Regions from separate parts of the Mus musculus genome. Here region 2 is linked to region 1. Evidence: chromatin loops called from intact Hi-C (ENCODE). Cell type or tissue: gastrocnemius. All regions are shown on one strand. Each heading gives the region's core, and the rest is flanking DNA. Links, peaks and the distances in the headings are about the cores only.

Region 1 (10,454 bases), core at 933-8,932:
AGATTGAAATAAACCCATGCATACTAGCAGATCACCATGCAAAGCTGGTCTTCACTAACAACAAAAGCAACAGAAATCCTACATATACATGGAAACTGAACAACTCTCCGCTCAATGATAACATGGTCAGGGAAGAAATAAAGAAAGAAATTAGAGACTTTTTAGAATTTAACCAAAATGAAGGCACAAAATGATCCAACTCATGGAACACAATGGAAGCAGTGCTAAGAGGAAAACTCATAGCTCTGAGTGCCTTCACAAAGATACTGGAGATATCATTTACTAGCAGATTAACAGGACATCTGAAAGCTGTAGAAGACAAAGAAGCAAATACAACCAAGAGGAGTAGAAACCCAGAAATAATCAAACTCAGGGCTGAATCAACCAAGTAGAAACAAAGAGAACCACACAAAGAATCAACAAAACTAGGAGCTAGTTCTTTAAGAAAATCAACAAGATAGATAAGCCATTAGCCAGACTAACCAGAGGGTAAAAAGACAGTATCCAAATTAACAAAGTCAGAATGAAAAGGAAGATATAACAACAGAAACTGGAGAAATTAAAAAAATCATCAGTTCCAATTAGAAAAGCCTATATTCAACAAAAGTGGAATATCTAGATGAAATGGATGATTTTCCAGATACTTACCAGGTACCAAAGTTAAATCAGGTTCAGTTGAGCCATCTAAACAGTCCCATACACCCTAAAGAAATAGAAGCAGTCATTAATAGTCCCCCCACCAAAAGAAAAAAAAATCCCAGGATCAAATGAGTTTAGTGTAGAGTTCTATCAGACCTTCAAAGAAGACCTAATACCAATACTCTTCAAACTATTCCACAAATTAGAAACAGAAGGAACACTACCTAATTCATTCTATGAAGCCACAGTTATGCTGGCACCTAAACCACACAAAGACCCAACAAAGAAAGAGAACTTAATACCAACTTCCCTTATGAATATTGGTGCAAAAATATTCAATAAAATTCTACCAAACTGAATCTAAGAACCCATCAAATGATCATTCAGCATGATCAAGTAGGATTCATCACAGAGATGCAGGGATGGTTCAATATATGGAAATCCACCAATGTAATCCACTATATAAACAAACTCAAAGGGAAAAAAAAACAAGTAATCATCTAATTAGATGCTGAAAAATTATTCGACAAAATATAACAGCTCTTCATGTTAAAAATCTTGGCAAAGGGCCAAGAAGTGGGAGTGGGTGGGTAGGGGAGTGTGTGGGGGACTTTTGGGATAGCATTGGAAATGTAAATGAATAAATAACCAATTTTAAAAAAAAGTAAAAAGTGAAAAAAAAATTTACCTCAAAAGAAAAAAAAAAGTCTTGGCAAGTTTAGGAATTCAAGGTCCATACCTAAATGTAATAAAAGAAATATACAGGCAAACAAATAGGTAATATCAAACTAAATGGAGAGGAACTTGAAGCAATCCCACTAAAATCAGAGACCAGACAAGACTGCCCCCTCTCTCCCTTTCTATTCAATATAGTACTCAAAGTTCTAGCCTGAGCAAATAGACAACAATAGGTGGTTAAAGGGATACAAATTGGAAAGGAAGAAGTCAAGATATTCCTATCTGAGAATAGAATAAGTGACTCCAAAAATTCCACCAGAGAACTCCTAAACCTGATAATCAACTTTAGCAAAGTGGCTAGATATAAAATTAACTCACACTGATCTCTACTCTAAAGATAAGTGGGCTGAGAATGAAATTAAGGAAATGACACCCTTCATAATAGTCACAAACAATATAAAATACCTTGGTGTGACTTTAAGCAAGTGAAAGATGTGTATGACAAGAGCTTCAAGACTCTGAAGAAAGAAATCAAAGAATATCTCAGAAGATGGAAAGATCTCCCATGTTCATGGATCAGCAGGATTAACATAGTAAAAATGGCCATCTTTCCAAAAACAATCTACAGATTCAATGCAATCCCCATCAACATTCCAACCCAATTCTTCACAGAGATAAAGAGAGTAATTCTTAAATTCATCTGGAATAACAAAAAAACCTAGGATAGTGAAAACTATTCTCAACAATAAGAACTTCTGGGGGAATCACCCATCTCTGACCTCAAGGTGTACTATAGAGTAATAATGATAAATAGAGCATAGAGACAGACAAGTAGATCAACTGAATAGAATTGAAGATCCATAGTTAAACCCACACATCCATGGTCACCTGATCTTTGACAAAGAAGCCAAAATCATACAGTGGAAGAAAGACAGCATATTCAACAAATGGTGCTGGGTCAAGTAGGAGTTGACAAGTAGAAGAATGCAAATTGATCCATTCTTATCTCCTTGTATAAAACTCAAGTGGAAGTGGATCAAAGACCCCCACATAAAATTAGATACACTGAATCTAATAGAAGAGAAAGTAGGATAGAGCCTCAAACATATTAGCAGAGGGAAAAATTTCCTGATCAGAACACCAATGGTTCAGGCTCTAAGATCAACTGTAGACAAATGGGATCTCAAAGAATTGAAAAGCTTCTGTAAGGCAAAGGACACTGTCAATTGGGGAAAAAAAGGCAACCTACAGATTGGGAAAATATCTTGACCAACCCTACATCCAATAGAGGGCTAATATCAAATATATAAAAAGAACTCAGTAAGTTAGACTCTAGAGACCCAAGTAACCACACTAAAAATGGGGTACAGAGCAAAACAAATATTTCTCAACTGAGAAATCTCAATGCAAATCAAAACAACCATGAGATTCCACCTCAGACCAGTCAGAATAGCTAAGATCAGAAACTCAGGTGACATTAGATGCTCGCAAGGATGTGGTGGGATTGCAAGCTTGTACAACCACTCTGGAAATCAGTCCGGTGGTTCCTGAGAAAATTGGACAGAATACCACTTAAGGACCCAGATATATCATTCCTGGGCATATACCCAAAAAAAGATGCTCCAACATATAACAAGGACACATGCTAAACTATGTTCATAGCAGCCTTATTTAATAATAGCCAGAAGCTGGAAATGACCCAGATGTCCTTCAACTGAGGAATGGATATAGAAAATGTGGTACAATTACACAATGGGGTACTACTCAGTTATTAAAAACAATGACTTTATGAAATTCTTAGGCAAATGGGTAGATCTAGAAAATAACATTCTGAGTGAGGTAACCCAGTCACAAAACAACAACAACAAACAAAACAAAACAAAACAAAACAAAAAACCACACACAGTATGTACTCACTGATAAGTGGATATTAGGAAAAAAGTTAGGAATACCCACCATATGACTCACAGCTCATATGAAGCCCAAGAAGACTAAAGTGTGGGTGCTTCAGTCCTGCTTAGAAGATGGAACAAAATAATCATGGGAGGTAGAAGCAGGGAGAGAAGAGGGATGAAGAAAAAAGAGATCAGGTGTGGGAGGAGACAGAAGAGAATTCAGGAAATTGAATGGAGCAGTGTAGCAATAGGGAATGGGGAACTGGGGGGAGCCACTAGAAAGTCCCAGATGCCAGGAAAGCAAGAGGCTCCCAGGACCCAACGGGGATGACTTTAGCTAAAATACCCAAGAAAGAGGACAGAGAACCTGTAGAGAACATATCTAGAGGTAGGCCTGCACCTACCTCATAAATATTAACCCAGAATTGATTCTGTCTAAAGGAAATGCAGGGACAAGAGTGGATCAGAGCCGGGCGTGGTGGCGCACGCCTTTGATCCCAACACTCGGGAGGCAGAGGCAGGCGGATTTCTGAGTTCGAGGCCAGCCTGGTCTACAGGGTGAGTTCCAGGACAGCCAGGGCTATACAGAGAAACCCTGTCTCGAAAAAACCAAAAAAAAAAAAAAAAAAAGAGTGGATCAGAGACTGAAGGAAAGGTCATCCAGAGACTGCCCCACCTATTGGTCCATCCCATCAGGAGACACCAAACCCAGACACTATTGCTGATGCAAAGAAGCATTTGCTGACAGGAGTCTGGTATGGCTGTCTCCTGAGAGGCTGTGCCAGAGCTTTAACAAGCAGATGAGGATGCTTGCAGCCAACCATCAGACTGAGCAAGGAACCCTAATGGAAGAGTTAGGGGGAGGACTGAAGGACCTGAAGGGGTTTGCAACCCCACTGGAAGAACAACAAAATCAACCAACAAGACACCCCCCCCTTCCCCCCCAGAGCTCCCAGGAACTAAAGCACCAACCAGAGTACACATGAAAGGACCCATGGCTCCAGCTGCATATGTAGCAGAGCATATATGCCTTATCTAGCATACATGGAGGGAAGACCCTTGGTCCTGTGGTGGTTCCATGCCCCAGTGTAGGGGAATGCTAGATCAGTAAGGTGTGAGTGGGTTGGTGGATGGGTGGGGGAACTCGCTCATATAAGCAGGGGGCCAGGGGGATGAGATAGGGGGTTTGCTCCAAAGGGTAGCAGCTGATGGCTCTGATTTTATAAGAGACATACACGTGGGAATCTTATACTTATAACTAGAATAGCCTGGTTTTTTTTTTTAAGATTTATTTATTTTATGTATAGGAGTACACTGTAGCTGTCTTCAGACACACCAAAAGAGGGTATCAGATCCCATTACAGATGGTTGTGAGCCACCATGTGGATGCTGGGAATTGAACTCAGGACCTTCAGAAGAGCAGTCAGTGCTTTTATCCGCTGAGGCATCTCTCCAGCCCTAGAATAGCCTGTTATAAATGGAAATATGTCTAATTCTCATCAAACTTCTAGGGAAAAGCTGCCTTTTCTTTCCTCCCTTCCCTCCCATCCCATTTTTTGTTCATTTTAATCTTAAGATTTACTCATTGTTTTCATCAACTTTGTAATTGTAAGTTAACTTAATCCAAAAGAAAAAATTAACATTCTGATCCCAAGAAATTCTTTCAAGTTACAATTTAATATATTTTAATATATTTGCTCATAGAGCAAAGTATGAGGAGTCAATGGAAATGCTGTGGTTTGAAACAAATGGCATACACGGGATTCTAGGAACCTGCCTCTTAAACTGGAGACCATAGAAATGCACAGGGCCCATGATTGAATAGGAAAAAATTATTTTCATCCTCCACATGTTCTTAATTATGAACACAGGCAACCTTTGTTATTAAAGTGTGTAGTTTAGATATATTCAAATGCCATTTACAATTGTTTTCCAATTTAAAAATAACATTAGTTATTAGACTTGACGATGGCTCTGTTATTTAATTTTAAAAAGAGCACACATGTAATTACTTACATATATGAAACTATTGCAATACAACAAAAATTAAGTTGTTATAATTCTTTCAACCGTCTACTTCCTGTATAATCCTATATATTTCATCTTATGCATTTAAAGACATCTCTGTGGTAAGGTGTCTTGAGTTTGTCAATGGGATAATTAAGATTACTCTGGGCGCCTTCTTGCTGCTGGGACTTTTGGAGTAGACACAGCAGTCGCTGCCACTAAAGAGAAGAATTACCACACTTATGGCTGTGGTTCGGTGCTCAGTATTTCAGAGGCCTCCAGGCAGGCTACACACTGAAAAAACGTGCAGAATCTCTCACTGGTACAGAGTAGATTTGTCACAAATAGGAAAATATTAATTCACCCCCACAATATTCTTAATTATGAATGTTGGCAACCTTTGTTACTGGATAATCTGTGTAGTTTAAATTTCAAATGCCATTTACGATTGCTGTCACTGTGCATCCTAATGGGAAAAAAACCCCGCAAACTATGGCTCGGTAACTGTGTTACAAAGAGGAACTTCACTGGAGAAAAGGCAGGTATTTTTCTGAAATTCCGGATGCCAAGGGTAAGTAAGCCACGAAGACAGGAGGGAGCTCATTTCTGTCACGTGTTTTGCTTTGGGGACTCTGGCGACAAAACAGCCGACAACCCACTTCCTGTTGACTAAACAGCACCTCACCCTGCCAGAAAGGCCGGGCCGCTAAATCTGAGACTTCCGCGCTCGACTTTACAGGCTTCCGGTCCGCAGCGGGTTAAGCCAACCTCGGCGGCGTCGCGAGGATCCCACGCCTCAGGCAGACAGCCCGTTCCTCTCGCTGCTTCTCACGGAGAGTGACAGCTCGGAAGGCAAGAACCTCCCTCCAGTGCGTTGTCATCCGCAGCAGCGCACACTCCGTTCCAGCTCTGCAGCCTGGGTAACATTCCCTCGTCGTGACTCGTAGCGGCGCCGTTAGCTTACGTTGAAGCGTATGATTGGCTAGACACCTCTGACCGCACACGATTGGGTACTGGTGGCCAGGCTCCGCCCCTTCCCCACCTCCGTCCCGCGGTAGCCGGGTGTCCTCGCGCCGCTCGTCCGCGCGCTGCCTGGCAGTTTGCCTCTTCCTCGTCTGTCCTCCAGCTTGCGTCCATGGCCACCGCCGCGACCGAGGAGCCCTTTCCTTTCCACGGTCTTCTACCAAAGAAGGAGACCGGGGCCTCCTCCTTCCTGTGCCGCTACCCGGAGTATGACGGGCGCGGGGTGCTCATCGCCGTCCTGGACACAGGGGTCGATCCCGGGGCCCCGGGCATGCAGGTGAGGCGGCGCCCAAGGGCCCGTAGCCCAGAGGGCCGAGCCTGGAACAAGGCGGGGACCGGACGGGCCGGGGCGGCCCGGACAGCTCTGGGAGACCTCCAGGCCCTGTTCCCTGTCCACACAAAAGCGGTGTGGTCAGCGTGGCTGTTCGGGATCGGGGGCCGCGGGGAAGCTTTGCTGGTCAGCCTGGGCGTTCCAGGCCCCACACCTCTTCAGGGTCCGCACCCGACCTCGGCATGGGAAAATTTTACAGTTTTATAGGTCTGGGAGGGCGCGGGAGCGTGGGGGGCACCAACGATAGGGGTAACAGCCTTGAAGAGATCCTTAGTGATGTTTAAGAGATACTCGTTTTGGCAAGGCCAGCAAAGTGAGTTCCCAGAATTCGACCCAGTCCGCTTCCGGAATGGTTTCTTCTGATACTTTTGTTCTATTTTTAAGTTATTTGCTGGTGTTTGTTCAGGGTCCTTGAAATCTTTTGGGTTAGTCTTTTTTTTTTTTTTTTTTTCAAAGGGCCCGACTAATTTGTTTCGGGCGAACTTTTCAGGCCTTATAAAATGTGCATTTTAAACGAGAGAACATACTTTGATTACGACTTCCTAAAAATGACTTCATTTCCTTTATTCAAGTTAGAAGTCTTTAAGAGCAGGGACCTTACTGATGTTAAAAAAAAATGCCTGAATAAAATGTATTCTGTGTTTAAATAGCCTCTTACTAAAACCCCCTCATAAGTACTCTCTAACCTTTGTTGAAGAGCTTATCTGACTAAAACTAGAGTTTATTTACCCTCTTTTCGGTCCGTGGTCAGTTTATCAAATAGATAGATTAGATCACATTGATACCATCTTATCCTTGTTCCTCACAAAAGAGGGATACTAATTCCTCTCCTCCTAGCCCTTGATTTGTTTCCTCCAATCTTTAGTTTTCTCATTGTGCTGCCTAATAATTGACATAAATGGATGGGAAGGTAATTGACGTACATGTTAGAGGTTATTGGAAAGGATAGGAAAGAAGCCTGTGTGGACACTCTGGGACTCTCAGGGAATCCTGCTTCCAAGTGTTTGTTACTTCTTCCCCTTTCTGGTGCACACCTGAGCCCTGAAGCACACAGTGTCAGAGTCTCTGATTAGAAGTTCAAGTGACTACAGTTATTTTATTAATAGTAATTGCTAAGGTTTAAAACTTGGTAACAGCAATGACACGTTGTGAATTTATTACACAGTGGAAGTGCTTCCCAATACACAGGAGTGTGTGTTTACTTTTTGTAGGGTGTGGGAGAACAACTAGGGTAAGTGGCTCACTAGTTCTTAGCGTTAGAGGTTCAGAAAATCCTGAAGATTTTGGCGTAGTACTACTCAGTGGACATTTGTAGAATTTTTGGTTCTGGTTAGAGTATTTTGTTTCTGTAAAGTAACAGTTTTTACCCCATAGGATTACTTGATAATTGAGCAGCCAACACACATGATTTTACAGTGCTAAAGTGTTAAGTACTTTTTTTTTTTTTTAAAGTCCTGAATAAACACTAAATGCTAGCAGAAGGAGTTCATGTTGGGTCATTGTCTGAAGGGAAAATATGCTTGATATTTACACAAACATTAACATTTAGTCAATAAAACATTGAACCAAAAGAAAACATAAGATCATCCAGCATTTATTCTCAGATTCTAAACATGATCTTTTGTTTAAATTCAGCAAGGAACTTACATGGGTGACTTTGATTTTTTTTTTTTTTTCTTACCTGAGGAAATTATTTTGTAGCTCTGTGTGTACATCATTAAGGTAAAAAGCAAATAGAAATAAAAAGAGAAGGAGGCCTTTCTGGCTATTTGAGTTGTCAAATGGGATCTAAGTAAAGGACTAGAGGTTACAAATGAGAACTTGGAGAAACCAGCCAGTGTCTCCTCCTTTAACTTCCTTAGACCAAGTCCTTTTTTGTCACAGCTTCTGGGTGTATGCAAAGTAGAGGGCAGAGTCAGGTGTGATAGCACACTCCTGTATACAGACTGCATGAGGAGATTAATAATTACCTAAATGTTTAATATTCTCTCAGCAACCATTCAAGTACCTAGTATGTGGCTACAATTCCATTGAATAATGAAGTCCTGCAAACTATGACTGTTATAGAGATGCAGTGAAAATGACAGGAAAACTGACTGAGATCGTGAGTGAGTTTCCTGACAAGATGAAATTTGGTTTAAGCCATATAGATACAGAAGCAGTGCTCACTGCTACTAATCTCACCACTGATCCATGGTTTGCTTTTCCAAACCTACTATTTATCAAGAGCAAACCAAGTATCAACATCTTTGCTCAAAGTTTGCTTTTTTAATAAAACTCTAAAATTTCAAATTTTATTATAAGGCCCTTCCCCTACTAACGCTAACCTTTGAGTGTAGCCTCAGCAACACCCTTCACTCCTATACTTCACTCTTGAATATTTGATTTCTCTCTTTCCCAGGTACCCAGATGTCTCAGGTCCTAATACGTGTGTTTGCATGTGGTGTTTAAATTGCCCAACAGTTTTCTATAGTCACTTGCAAGCTGCTGCTTCATTCTTTTAAGACATCACAGATTTAATTCAGCCCTTTGCCTGCTCTACTGTTAAGGTCTGTGGCTTCAGAGAAAATATTTCCACTATTACCGATTGTATTTCCTACTTATCCCAAAGCTCGACTGCAAAATTTTCATGTGGTTTTTGCCTTTACATTCTTTTCTATCCCTCAATTTTGTGGTCTCTTTGAAAAATCTCCAGTGGAGCATATGTATTTTGCTTGCCGTGTGTGTGTGTGTGTGTGTGTGTGTGTGTGTGAAGTGCAGGTCACTTCTTATAAGTAAAACTTATGGAAATAGTACATGGTAAATAAACCATTAAATCCCGTCTGGCTTTTTTTTCTCTTACTGTTTTTGCTCACATACTGATAATGAGGATTTATTTTACTAGTTTAATATGATTTTGATACTTACTTTTTTTCCTGATTTGTGGTATTGAGCCTTCTGGTTATCATCAGTCTTCTAGTATAAATACTTAAAAAAAACTAAAGAATTGTTGTTCAGAAAAAGAATAGCTGAACCTGTCAGGCCCTTTGAAGCTTCATACTATCATGCTCTCGTTTTTTTGTTTTTTTTGGGGGGGGTGTGTGGTTGTTTTGTTTTTTTGGTTTTTCGAGTCAGTGTTTCTCTTTGTAGCCCTGGCTGTCCTGGAACTGACTCTGTAGACCAGGCTGACCTTGAACTCAGAAATCTGCCTGCCACTGCCTCCTGAGTGCTGGGACTAAAGGCGTGCGCCACAAAGCTCTCGGTTTTTCAAGGTGACAGGACAAAGAGTTTGGTGTGGGATCCACCAGCTGTACCTTCTTTGCCCTATCAAGAAAATAAATTCTGTCCTCCTATACGAGCCACTTCTTCCTTGAGTATATGTTAAATACAAAGCTTTGCATAGGCTATAGAGGGAATACTTTGTGTGGGAGAAAAGGTTCATAGTGGTAAAAAAGACTCAGTAGTCATGGCCATTAACTATGATTTTAAAGACTTACAGATTTTCTAGGTTGAAGAAAAGTCTAAAGAGTTTGTGGTTGTTAATTTTTGATATTTTTTGACATTTGGTATTTTTTTCTTTTTTCTTTTTTTTTTTCAGACTTTGTGTTTCCATACCTTATTCCAGCTAGTTTGTGTGTGTGTGTATGTACATGCAAATACAGTTTTTAACTAGTATGTGACTATATATATATATATATATATATGTACAAAATGATGAGTTTTTCATGACAGTTTTATATATGTATATCCCAAAAGACTTCAAGTAATAAATGGGAAAAAAGTTAGCTCTCAAAAGAACAGGACTTTTGAGTTGGCTCATTGAATAAGTATGGTTGCTGTCAATCCTGACAGTGAGTTGAATCTCCATGACCCACATGGTAGAAAGAGAGAACCAATTCCTA
Region 2 (10,454 bases), core at 933-8,932, 1.9 Mb after region 1:
GCTAAAACCATCCAGTGGAAGAAAGACAGCATTTTCAACAATTGGTGCTGGCACAACTGGTTGTTATCATGCGAATCGATCCATACTTATCTCCTTGTACTAAGGTCAAATCTAAGTGGATCAAGGAACTTCACATAAAACCAGAGACACTGAAACTTATAGAGGAGAAAGTGGGGAAAAGCCTTGAAGATATGGGCACAGGGGAAAAATTCCTGAATAGAACAGCAATGGCTTGTGCTGTAAGATCGAGAATTGACAAATGGGACCTCATGAAACTCCAAAGCTTCTGCAAGACAAAAGACACCGTCAATAAGACAAAAAGACCACCAACAGATTGGGAAAGGGTCTTTACCTATCCTAAATCAGATAGGGGACTAATATCCAACATATATAAAGAACTCAAGAAGGTGGACTTCAGAAAATCAAATAACCCCATTAAAAAATGGGGCTCAGAACTGAACAAAGAATTCTCACCTGAGGAATACCGAATGGCAGAGAAGCACCTGAAAAAATGTTCAACATCCTTAATCATCAGGGAAATGCAAATCAAAACAACCCTGAGATTCCACCTCACACCAGTCAGAATGGCTAAGATCAAAAATTCAGGTGACAGCAGATGCTGGCGTGGATGTGGAGAAAGAGGAACACTCCTCCATTGTTGGTGGGATTGCAAGCTTGTACAACCACTCTGGAAATCAGTCTGGCGGTTCCTCAGAAAATTGGACATAGTACTACCGGAAGATCCAGCAATACCTCTCCTGGGCATATATCCAGAAGATGCCCCAACTGGTAAGAAGGACACATGCTCCACTATGTTCATAGCAGCCTTATTTATAACAGCCAGAAGCTGGAAAGAACCCAGATGCCCCTCAACAGAGGAATGGATACAGAAAATGTGGTACATCTACACAATGGAGTACTACTCAGCTATTAAAAAGAATGAATTTATGAAATTCCTAGGCAAATGGATGGACCTGGAGGGCATCATCCTGAGTGAGGTAACACAATCACAAAGGAACTCACACAATATGTACTCACTGATAAGTGGATATTAGCCCAAAACCTAGGATACCCAAGATATAAGATACAATTTGCTAAACACATGAAACTCAAGAAGAATGAAGACTGAAGTGTGGACACTATGCCCTTCCTTAGAATTGGGAACAAAACACCCATGGAAGGAGTTACAGAGACAAAGTTTGGAGCTGAGATGAAAGGATGGATCATGTAGAGACTGCCATATCCAGGGAATCACCCCATAATCAGCTTCCAAACGCTGACACCATTGCATACACTAGCAAGATTTTATCGAAAGGACCCAGATGTAGCTGTCTCTTGTGAGACTATGCTGGGGCCTAGCAAACACAGAAGTTGATTCTCACAGTCAGCTAATGGATGGATCACAGGGCTCCCAATGGAGGAGCTAGAGAAAGTACCCAAGGAGCTAAAGGGATCTGCAACCCTATAGGTGGATCAACATTATGAACTAACCAGTACCCCGGAGCTCTTGACTCTAGCTGCATATGTATCAAAAGATGGCCTAGCCGGCCATCACTGGAAAGAGAGGCCTATTGGACTCGCAAACTGTATATGCCCAGTACAGGGGAACGCCAGGGCCAAAAACAAAAAAAAAAAAAAAAAAAAAAATGGGAATGAGTGGGTAGGGAAGTGGGGGGGGGGGTATTGGGGACTTTTGGGATAGCATTGGAAATGTAATTGAAGAAAATATGTAATAAAAATAAATAAATAAATAAAAGCCCTATAACATTTAACTATTGTAATATGAATGTTATGAGTTAGATGCTCTCTTATAAAATATTTATTTTGTTATAATTTATACATTTTATTCATCACTGTGAAAGCTGATTTGTTTTCGTTTGTTTGTTTGTTTTTTGAGACAGGATTTCTCTGTAGCCCTGGCTGTCCTGGAACTCACTTTGTAGACCAGGCTGGCCTCGAACTCAGAAATCTGCCTGCCTCTGCCTCCCAAGTGCTGGGATTAAAGGCGTGAGCCACCATGCCCAGTTAACACAGAGAATAAACTAAATAAAAGAAGATGAAAACTGGGGGATTCTCTTCTGTCACCTAAAACAAAACTGACAAGTAATTATAAAAACACATGGCCATAAGGTCTAGAATTGAAAATACATACTTGCGACTGCTACTATACTACACAGATGATACTTAAACATGTTGTAATAATGACAGTTAGAATTATCCTCATATTAGCTTTTCTGAAAATATATCTTACAGAGAAGAAGGGCGGGTCTCTTAATCTGTGACTGGTACTATGAAGCACCCCAGTTCCTTGAAGATTCTGTAGGTTGGCCTCTTTGGGTTGATTTTCTTTTGAAGTAACTGCTCCCATTATTAAGTCTGAAATAGCATCATTCATAATAGAGTGTACCCAACACACTACTCACACCTTTATATTTTGTATCAACTTCCCAACCGTGCTATGCTAGGTGTCTTCTAGAAAGACAGACATTTATTGAAATGTTTCCCCACTTGTATCTAGCACTAGCATATACATCACAGAGTTACTTTAATATGTTCGTCTTTAGTTAAAGGCTATTCCTGGCTGTCAACTTGACTATATCTGGAATGAACTACAAACCAGAATTGGAAGGCTCATCTGTGATCCTGATCTTGAGGCTGGGAGATACAAGTTTCTGACGTGGATCTTGGCATGGAAAATCTTAAGGCATAGTGGCTGTGGAAAAACTTTGCCCCAGGCAAGGTAGTACAGGCCTTTAATCCCAGGAGACTGAGGCAAGGAAATCTGTGAGTTCAAGGTCAGCATGCGACAAAGCAAGTTGCAGATCCAGGTGTGGTGGTACACACCTTTAATCTGGGTCACACCTTCTGCTGGAGACCTACATAAGGACATTGGAAGAAGGAAAATTCTCTCTTCTTCCCCTGTGTGCCTTGTGGAACTGAGCAACTGATAGATTCTTGGACTTTCATTCACTGCTGCTGCTGACCATTGTTGGGGAGTTGGACTACAGACTATAAGTCATCAACAAATTCCCTTACTATATAGAGACTACCCATAAGTTCTGTGACTCTAGAGAACCCTGACTAATACAATGACAAAACAGAAAAATCAAAGTATAAGAAGACATTACTCAACCAGTGCACTAGCACCAACAGTGTTCCTGTTCTATGCAAAGGAGGATGAAGAGAAGGATGAAGAGGAAGAGGAAGAGGAGGAGGAGGAGGAGGAAATGATAAATATTAAGCTGTCAAGAGAAAATTTGGTTCCTAAATGTTCATGCAAAAAGAAATAAAAACACAAATTATAATTTTATTGGAAATGTTAGTAGATTAAATTTTTGCATGGAAAGAATCCTTTCACGAGTTTAGTAGTCCAACTAGCCTTTGTCCAATCAGAAAGCCTCATTCTTTCTTAATTTAAACGAAGTTCACCAAACAGTAAAACAACTGAAGTAAAAACTAGTTTGATCATTTATTTTCTTCATTGTCTCAGAATATAATAAGCATATATCCGATCTCAAAGTTTCCAAGTTTAAAGGATGTATTACTTAGACATCAAGAGTCTAGGGTGGGATGGGGGGTTAAGCTCACTATGTTCTTCCACTATGAAAAAGCATACCATAATTATGAAAAAGAAACTCTTTAAATTTGAGATAAAAACAGAATCAGTATCTTCCTGTCTAGCTCTGTCTCCCCAAACTATGAACCCAACAAAAACTAATCGTCTCTCTCTCTCTCTCTCTCTCTCTCTCTCTCTCTCTCTCTCTCTCTCTCTCTCTCCTGCCTAAAGATCTATAGATGTTTTGACCCTTAGGATTATATTTTTCCTGCTATGAATCAGCATAAAGTTATGGTGAATTTCAAATGTATCAAGAATCTGCTCCTGTTAGGGTTAAGATATCAGATGCCCTTCCTTAGGGGTCGTTAAGAGCCAGCACAATGGAAAATATTGACAAACGAACGGTTCAACACAGATATGCAGCAACCTCGAATACAAAACACAAAGTGTTAAGAATCAACATCCTCAGAAGTGGATGCTCACAGTCAGCTACTGGATGGATCACAGGGCCCCCAATGGAGGAGCTAGAGAAAGTAACCAAGGAGCTAAAGGGATCTGCAACCCTATAGGTGGAACAACAATATGAACTAACCAGTACCTCCCGGAGCTCTAGCTGCATATGTATCAGAAGATGGCCTAGTCGGCCATCAGTGGAAAGAGAGGCCCATTGGACACGCAAACTTTATCTGCCTCAGTACAGGGGAACGGCAGGGCCAAGAAGTGGGAGTGGGAGGGTGGGGGAGTGGGTGGGGGAGCGTGTGGGGGACTTTTGGGATAGCATTGGAAATGTAACTGAAATAAATACCTAAAAAAAAAAAAAAAAAAGAATCAACATCCTCAGAAGTCAGGGCTTCTGAACAACAGGAACTGAACAACTGGAGCAAACCGGACATCACTGCAGGAGCCCTGACACCAAGGTGTACTTTTATTCTGGAGTCGAAACTGCATTGGCAAGTGTGGCGTAGATGCTACAGGAACTTAGCGATGCTCATAGAACCGCCATAAAGAGCTAAAGCGCCCCACTTCAGTTACCATTGCAAGAAGACGCTCTTTGAACCCCGCCCCCTCCCAAAAAAAGGCAACGGAGGGGGGTGGGATAGGAGTAGGGTGACTGCGTCATCTTGCTGTCGCTCAATCACAGTGACAGAAAAGGCAACGGCTTCAGTAGGAGAAAGGATGTTCACTTCCGCTTCTGGCGGAACCTTTAGAGTCCGGTAAAAGAGGCCGAAGAGAAAACTCTCTTCTGTATCGAATAGCTGTAGCGGCATCTGGTATGATTTAACTTTGTGCGTGGCTGTTGGGCTTTACTCCTTCTACAAGGGTTTTAATTTGACCCTGCCCAAACTAAAGATGGCGGCGTAGGCGTGGAGCCGACCATAGAGTCTCCAGGCTAGAGAGGCCCAGGCGGGCCGCGGGCGGAAGAGTAGGGCCAGGCCAGTCGGCCTATGAAGGAAGTTCGTAATCCGGCCGGTGCTCGGTGCTTCCTGCGCCTGCGTGAAGATGGTAGAAGAGGGAGTCCGCGTGGTTCGCTGCGGCGGCAGCCGGCTGAACTTCAGGAGGGCCGTGTTCTCCGTGGATTCCAAGTATGCAGTAGGCTGCGGGTCAACAGGGCTCCGGGCACCGCGGGCCGGGGAGGGGAGTGCCCGGCGCGGCGCGGCCCACGGTCGGACTGCGAGGCTGGAGTCCGCGGCGCCGCGCAGCGCATGGACCGACCCGGAGCTCCCCGGAGCCGCCCGGCTTTGCTGCTGTGTCTGTGTGCCTTGCACCCAGGACTCCACCTGCGGGAAGGTTGGCGGTTACAGGGGCAGGTCAGGTGTCTACAAGGGACTAGGAGCCGCTCGGTTGGAAAATGGTCACTCTCTCCGTATGTGCACCGGTCTGACCATGCAGACTAATGTTCACGTGTGGAACGTTTTGGACTTCAAAATCATTAATGATTCAGCCTTTTTCCCGCAGAAAAACATCATAATTACCAGGCTCCTTTTTTCCTTTTTTTTTTTTTTGAGTTTTACATAAAAACAGATGTTAGATCTGTAGGAGAAAGTGTCTATATGCACACAACTTTTACAATAGTGGCTTTCAGTTCGCTGCTTGTCAGCTGGCATTGTTGCTGCCACGTTGTATCATCTAGAAGAGGTGTGTAGTAGGGCTAGTTTTTCAGAGCACTCTGAATGTAGAGATACTTAGGCTCAGTTGTTTGAATGCTTGATCCCCAAGAGGAGCAATTATTCCTGAAGGATTAGGAAGCAGACCCTCCTTGGAGGAGGTGTGCCAATGGGGCAGGCTTGAAAGGTTCAAAAGCCTAATCCATTATCAGCTCTCTGCACAGGGATGTCTCCTGTACTGCTCCAGCTCTCTCTCTCTTTCTCTCTCTCTCTCTCTCTCTCTCCCTCTCTCTCTCTCTCTCTCTCTCTCTCTCTCTCTCACACACACACACACACACACACACACACACCCATCATGGGCTCCACTGTGATGGTCATGGATTCTACCCTCTGCAACTGTGAACTGCAAATAGTAAATACCCCTATTTTAGAAAGGTATTTATAGTATTTGTGGAAGGTGTACTCTCCCGCAATACCCTGCCAGTATACTTACCAGTATACGGGGTTTTGTTGACATTGTTTTATGAATTAAAGGGATAAAATGGACATAGCGGAGTTGTCACAGTTCTGCCCCTTCAAATTCATCCTTATACTCATTTTTACCCTGCATTGAACATTGCCTCACCTTGTCTGTTAAATGAGGTGTTTGGTCCATATCATTTTCCAAGTCTGATAGGATTTTTTTTTAAAGCTTTGGTCAATGGTTTGATCTTTAACTAGCTGAGCTGACAAAATCAAAACAAGAAATTTGACTGTGTAGTGAGGAATAGAGAAGTCAGTGTAGATGTTTGAAAGCCTAGGTGCTTTTAAGACTTTGTTACGTCATAGTGAGAAAGATGAAAATTGCAGAGGGCTACTATCTGTTGTTATATGCTTTTCTATTGCCATTAGAAAATACTGGGACCAAAGGAACTTATAAAACAAAATGTTTAATTTGAGGTTCACAATTGCAGAGGTTAGAATCCATGATCATCGCAGTGGAGAGCATGATTGGGGCCTGGGGGGGGTGGGGTGGGGGGAGGTGTGGCAGGCATGATGCTGGAGCAGTACAGGAGACATCCCTGTGTAGACAGCTGAAAATGGATTAGGCTTTTGAAGCCTTCAGGCCTGCCCCCAGTGGCACAACTCTTCCAACGAGGGTCTGCCTCTAATCCTTCAGGAATGATTGCTCCACTTGGGGCCAAAACCTTCAGACTTCTGAGCCTGTGGGGACCATTCCATTTTCCTTTAAACACCCACATTAGGCTAAGCCGAGAAGGTTGTCTATTGGTTGTTCTATGAATGGCCTCCCTTATAGGTACACAGTAGTATCCAAAAGGGTAGGTTGACTTGCTTTGTTTTTGTTTTCACTTAATGTTGTGACGATTGGACCTTGCACATACCAGACAAGCACTCTACCACTGAGACCTGCTTCCCAGCACCTGTTCCACCCTTTGTGGGCACCCACTCTTTTGTTTATTTTCATTGGGGAGGGGTCTCACTGAGTTGCTCAGGTTGGTTTTAAACTTGCTATGTAGTCCAGAAAGCCTGTGATCTCCTGCCTCAGCAGTTCATAAGAAGGTTAAGTTACCGGCCTGTGTCATCAGGCCCAACTTAGAGAAATGTGTTTTACTGTTTAGTCAAAAATAATAATAAAATAAACCTCTGTTTTGTTTGTTTGTTGTTTATTTTTTTGTTTTTTAATCTTATTTGAGGTGAGTTAAAGTCAAGTTTTGCAAAGTTAACATAGTATGAATATGAAACCCAACTGTGTTAACCACTCATGGAAGCTAAGAACTCCTTAGGAATGGTCCAGGCTACAGATTTTTAGCCTCTTAACTAAAGTACTCAGGATCCTGGGTCTAGTCATGAAGACTACCAAACACTGCAGGTGCTTTGCAGTGATTGCTTTCTTGAGCTTATTACACATAGAGCCAATGTATCTTAGGCATACCGTCAGTTGTGAACCACATTCTGGCTTCAAAGGTGTGCACAGATAAGCAACCCAGTATCATTGATTTAATAAGACAGGCTGTAGCAACCCTGGTCGGCATTGTATTTCTTAGGATTAAGTCATGTGCAGGGTGCTTTGGCAGCACAGAGAATAGTCTGACTGGGTTCTCAGTGACCTGAACCTTCCACGGTGAGAAAAGTGAAATATGGTTGACACAGAGCAAAATTCTTTTCTGAGCTTTTCTTAGGTAAGTTCTGTTATGAATGTAACCACTTTGATAATGAAGGAGCATCAGGTTTGTGGGGAAAAGCCACAACCGTAAGATGATATAGGCAAAATTAGTACTTCATCAATTAGAAGATGGATATGTATACAGGAGTGACCTGGACCTCACCATTGAGAGCACAACCTTTTATTCGGCATTTGTGAGCTGATGTCTCCAGTTAGCGAGGGAGAATTGGGTTGTTTGAAGAATAATGCTGTGTCATCTCATAGTCTTTTCTGCATTAGTAGAACATCTCATATCCTCGTCTCATATCCTCATATGGTTGACAACACACACAGACACACACACACACACACACACACACACACACACACATATATATATATATACTTGAATATACAATTCTTTTTTTTTTCTTTAAAGTTTTAAGATTTATTTATTTCATGTATGTGAGTATACTGTAGCTGTCTTCAGACACACCAGAAGAGGGCATCAGATCCCATTACAGATGGTTGTGAGCCACCATGTGGTTGCTGGGAATTGAACTCAGGACCTCTGGAAGAGCAGTCAGTGCTCTTAACCACTGGGCCATCTCTCCAGCCTGAATATACAATTCTTAAGCTATTTTGAAGTGTATCTGCATGTTATTATCTTAATAACAGGCCATAAAACAATTATACTATCTGTATAGTGTGTGAGACTTAGCGCGCTCTCTCTCTCTCTTTTCCAGGTATATCTTCTGTGTCTCGGGAGACTTTGTCAAGGTCTATAGCACGACCACAGAAGAGTGTGTGCACATTCTGCATGGGCACACAGATCTGGTGTCTGGAATCCTCGTCAACCCCAGCAACCATCTGCAGGTGCCAGCTTGTAATTGTACATGTGTCCATTTTTACTGTTAGCAGAAACAATTGGGTTAAATTTGGAGTGGGTCCATCTGTAGGTTCTCCTATTCGGGGTATTTTTTTTCAGTTTTCTGAGAGTGGAAAGAGGTCCATAGCCTAGAACTACACTGCCCATGGGATATTCTGTGAACCATTTCAACTGCATGATGCTAATAGTTGTTACTTGATAAGGCAAGGCTGTTTTTATCTATATGAGGTTCTGAAATATAGGTGATGTTAAGTGGATTCTTGATTATTGGTCCCCATACAGCAGTGGCATTGTGACTATCCAAACATGTGCCCTTACTTTCCAATTTTTAAAAAATTCAATGTATTTCAATATTTTGCTCTTGTTATAAGTTTTAACGAGTTGCTATTTCCTGTGTTAGTCATAGCAACATGGAGGCTATTGCTTGGTTTTGGAAAGATTGACATTGCCACCATAACTGTGCCATAAAAGACATAGGGCATAAAATAACACTCCTGTTTTATCTCCTAAGTTCTCCAAGATCTGCTCTTAAAAATCAGAGTCAAATAACTCTTCTGTATGATCCAGTTATATTTTTTATTCCTGTATTACATATTTATCCTTTGCGGGCTTTTAATGAAAAAAGTGTTCTTAAGTTAAAATCATATTTATTAAGTATGTGTTATAACCTTTGTTGGTAGACAAAAAAAACATATATACAGATTGTATAAGTTTTCTCTTAAAGTCAGAAGTAGTTTTAAAATATTTGATTAATTTTTTTGAGAATTTCATACATTGTATTTGATCATATGCATCCCTTTCCCCCAGATCCACCCTCCTTTCCAGAGACACCAACTCTATTCTCTTCCCCCCACCTTCTCTCTTAAGAGAAAATCCAATTAGTGCTGTCTATAAGGCCACATACAGATGAGCAGTCTTATCAGCAGGTTGGGGTGAGGTTGCAGGATAACAATTGTGTGAACCTGAGAGGTCTCCATTTTGATGATACTTATATTTTTAACTGTTTTGTTAATCCTTATGTATGTGTCTTGGATACAATATCTGGCTTTATTTTCTACTTAAGATAATTATTTTGCTTGAGAAGATAATGTTTTACTCAAATTCTTTTTATTTTTAATCCATGAATTCATGACTCGGTTCACAAAAAATGTCAAAGTGGCCCTTTTTTTCAAATTCAAATTATTTATAAACCTTATAAACAAGTTATTTTCTCAACAAATCTGTGAAACCGAAGTAAAGCTAAGTATTTTTAACAGACATAATCCTATGTGTTACTAAGGTCTGTGCTCACCAAGAATGGTCCACAGACTAGTGTTCTAACACTGTCAAGCCTTACTGTAGTGATGTACAGCAAAGACTGAGAGTCCTGGAACTCAGCACCATGGAGTTGCCATAGAGTCTCAGTGTGCAAGAATTCCTTCTGTGTTTGTTTAAAGTATTGGTCCTTAATGGATTGAGTTTAAACAGAGGAGTGTTCTCGTCATTTCAGGAATTTTTTTTAATGCTTAGGTAAGATGAGTGCAGTGACACCAGTGAAAAGGCATTTTGGCTTTGGATAAACGAGAGCGAGTTCTTAAGTGCTCTTCACTCAGCTCCCTACCTTATCCCGCTGTGGAGTAGAGTGTCGATTCCCACCTCCTTCCTTTCTGTTTAAAAGCTGAAACTGTTAGATCGTTTTAATTAGATGAGTTTGCAGAAACCACTGGTTGGTTTCCTTTATTTCAAATACTTTGGGCAGAAGCTGTTTCATGTTTGGGGGAA

What was found. Hi-C counts contacts between places; a loop is a spot of excess contacts. Peaks named below come from ENCODE experiments on the same cell type or tissue, not always from the same donor. Only the 100,000 strongest peaks of a DNase experiment are listed, where the experiment ranks them.
Region 2: a loop joins it to region 1, with 5 times the contacts of the local background. A loop is called at or near these places in 3 of 42 quality-filtered maps.

The regions. Positions count from the first base shown.
Region 1 is chr1:43,927,735-43,938,188 of GRCm38, forward strand. Tpp2 (tripeptidyl peptidase II) reads left to right here and starts at 6,260. Exons shown (of 29, transcript NM_001310540.1): 1 at 6,260-6,519. The coding sequence starts at 6,355. In gastrocnemius, for the core only: no CTCF peak of the experiment used is centred there; DNase peaks (open chromatin) are centred at 5,479 and 6,205; H3K4me3 peaks cover 2,671 bases; H3K27ac peaks cover 2,970 bases.
Region 2 is chr1:45,790,466-45,800,919 of GRCm38, forward strand. It overlaps Wdr75 (WD repeat domain 75), which reads left to right and starts at 4,701. Exons shown (of 21, transcript NM_028599.3): 1 at 4,701-5,139; 2 at 8,551-8,680. The coding sequence starts at 5,057. In gastrocnemius, for the core only: a CTCF peak has its summit at 5,005; DNase peaks (open chromatin) are centred at 4,673 and 4,995; H3K4me3 peaks cover 2,354 bases; H3K27ac peaks cover 1,523 bases.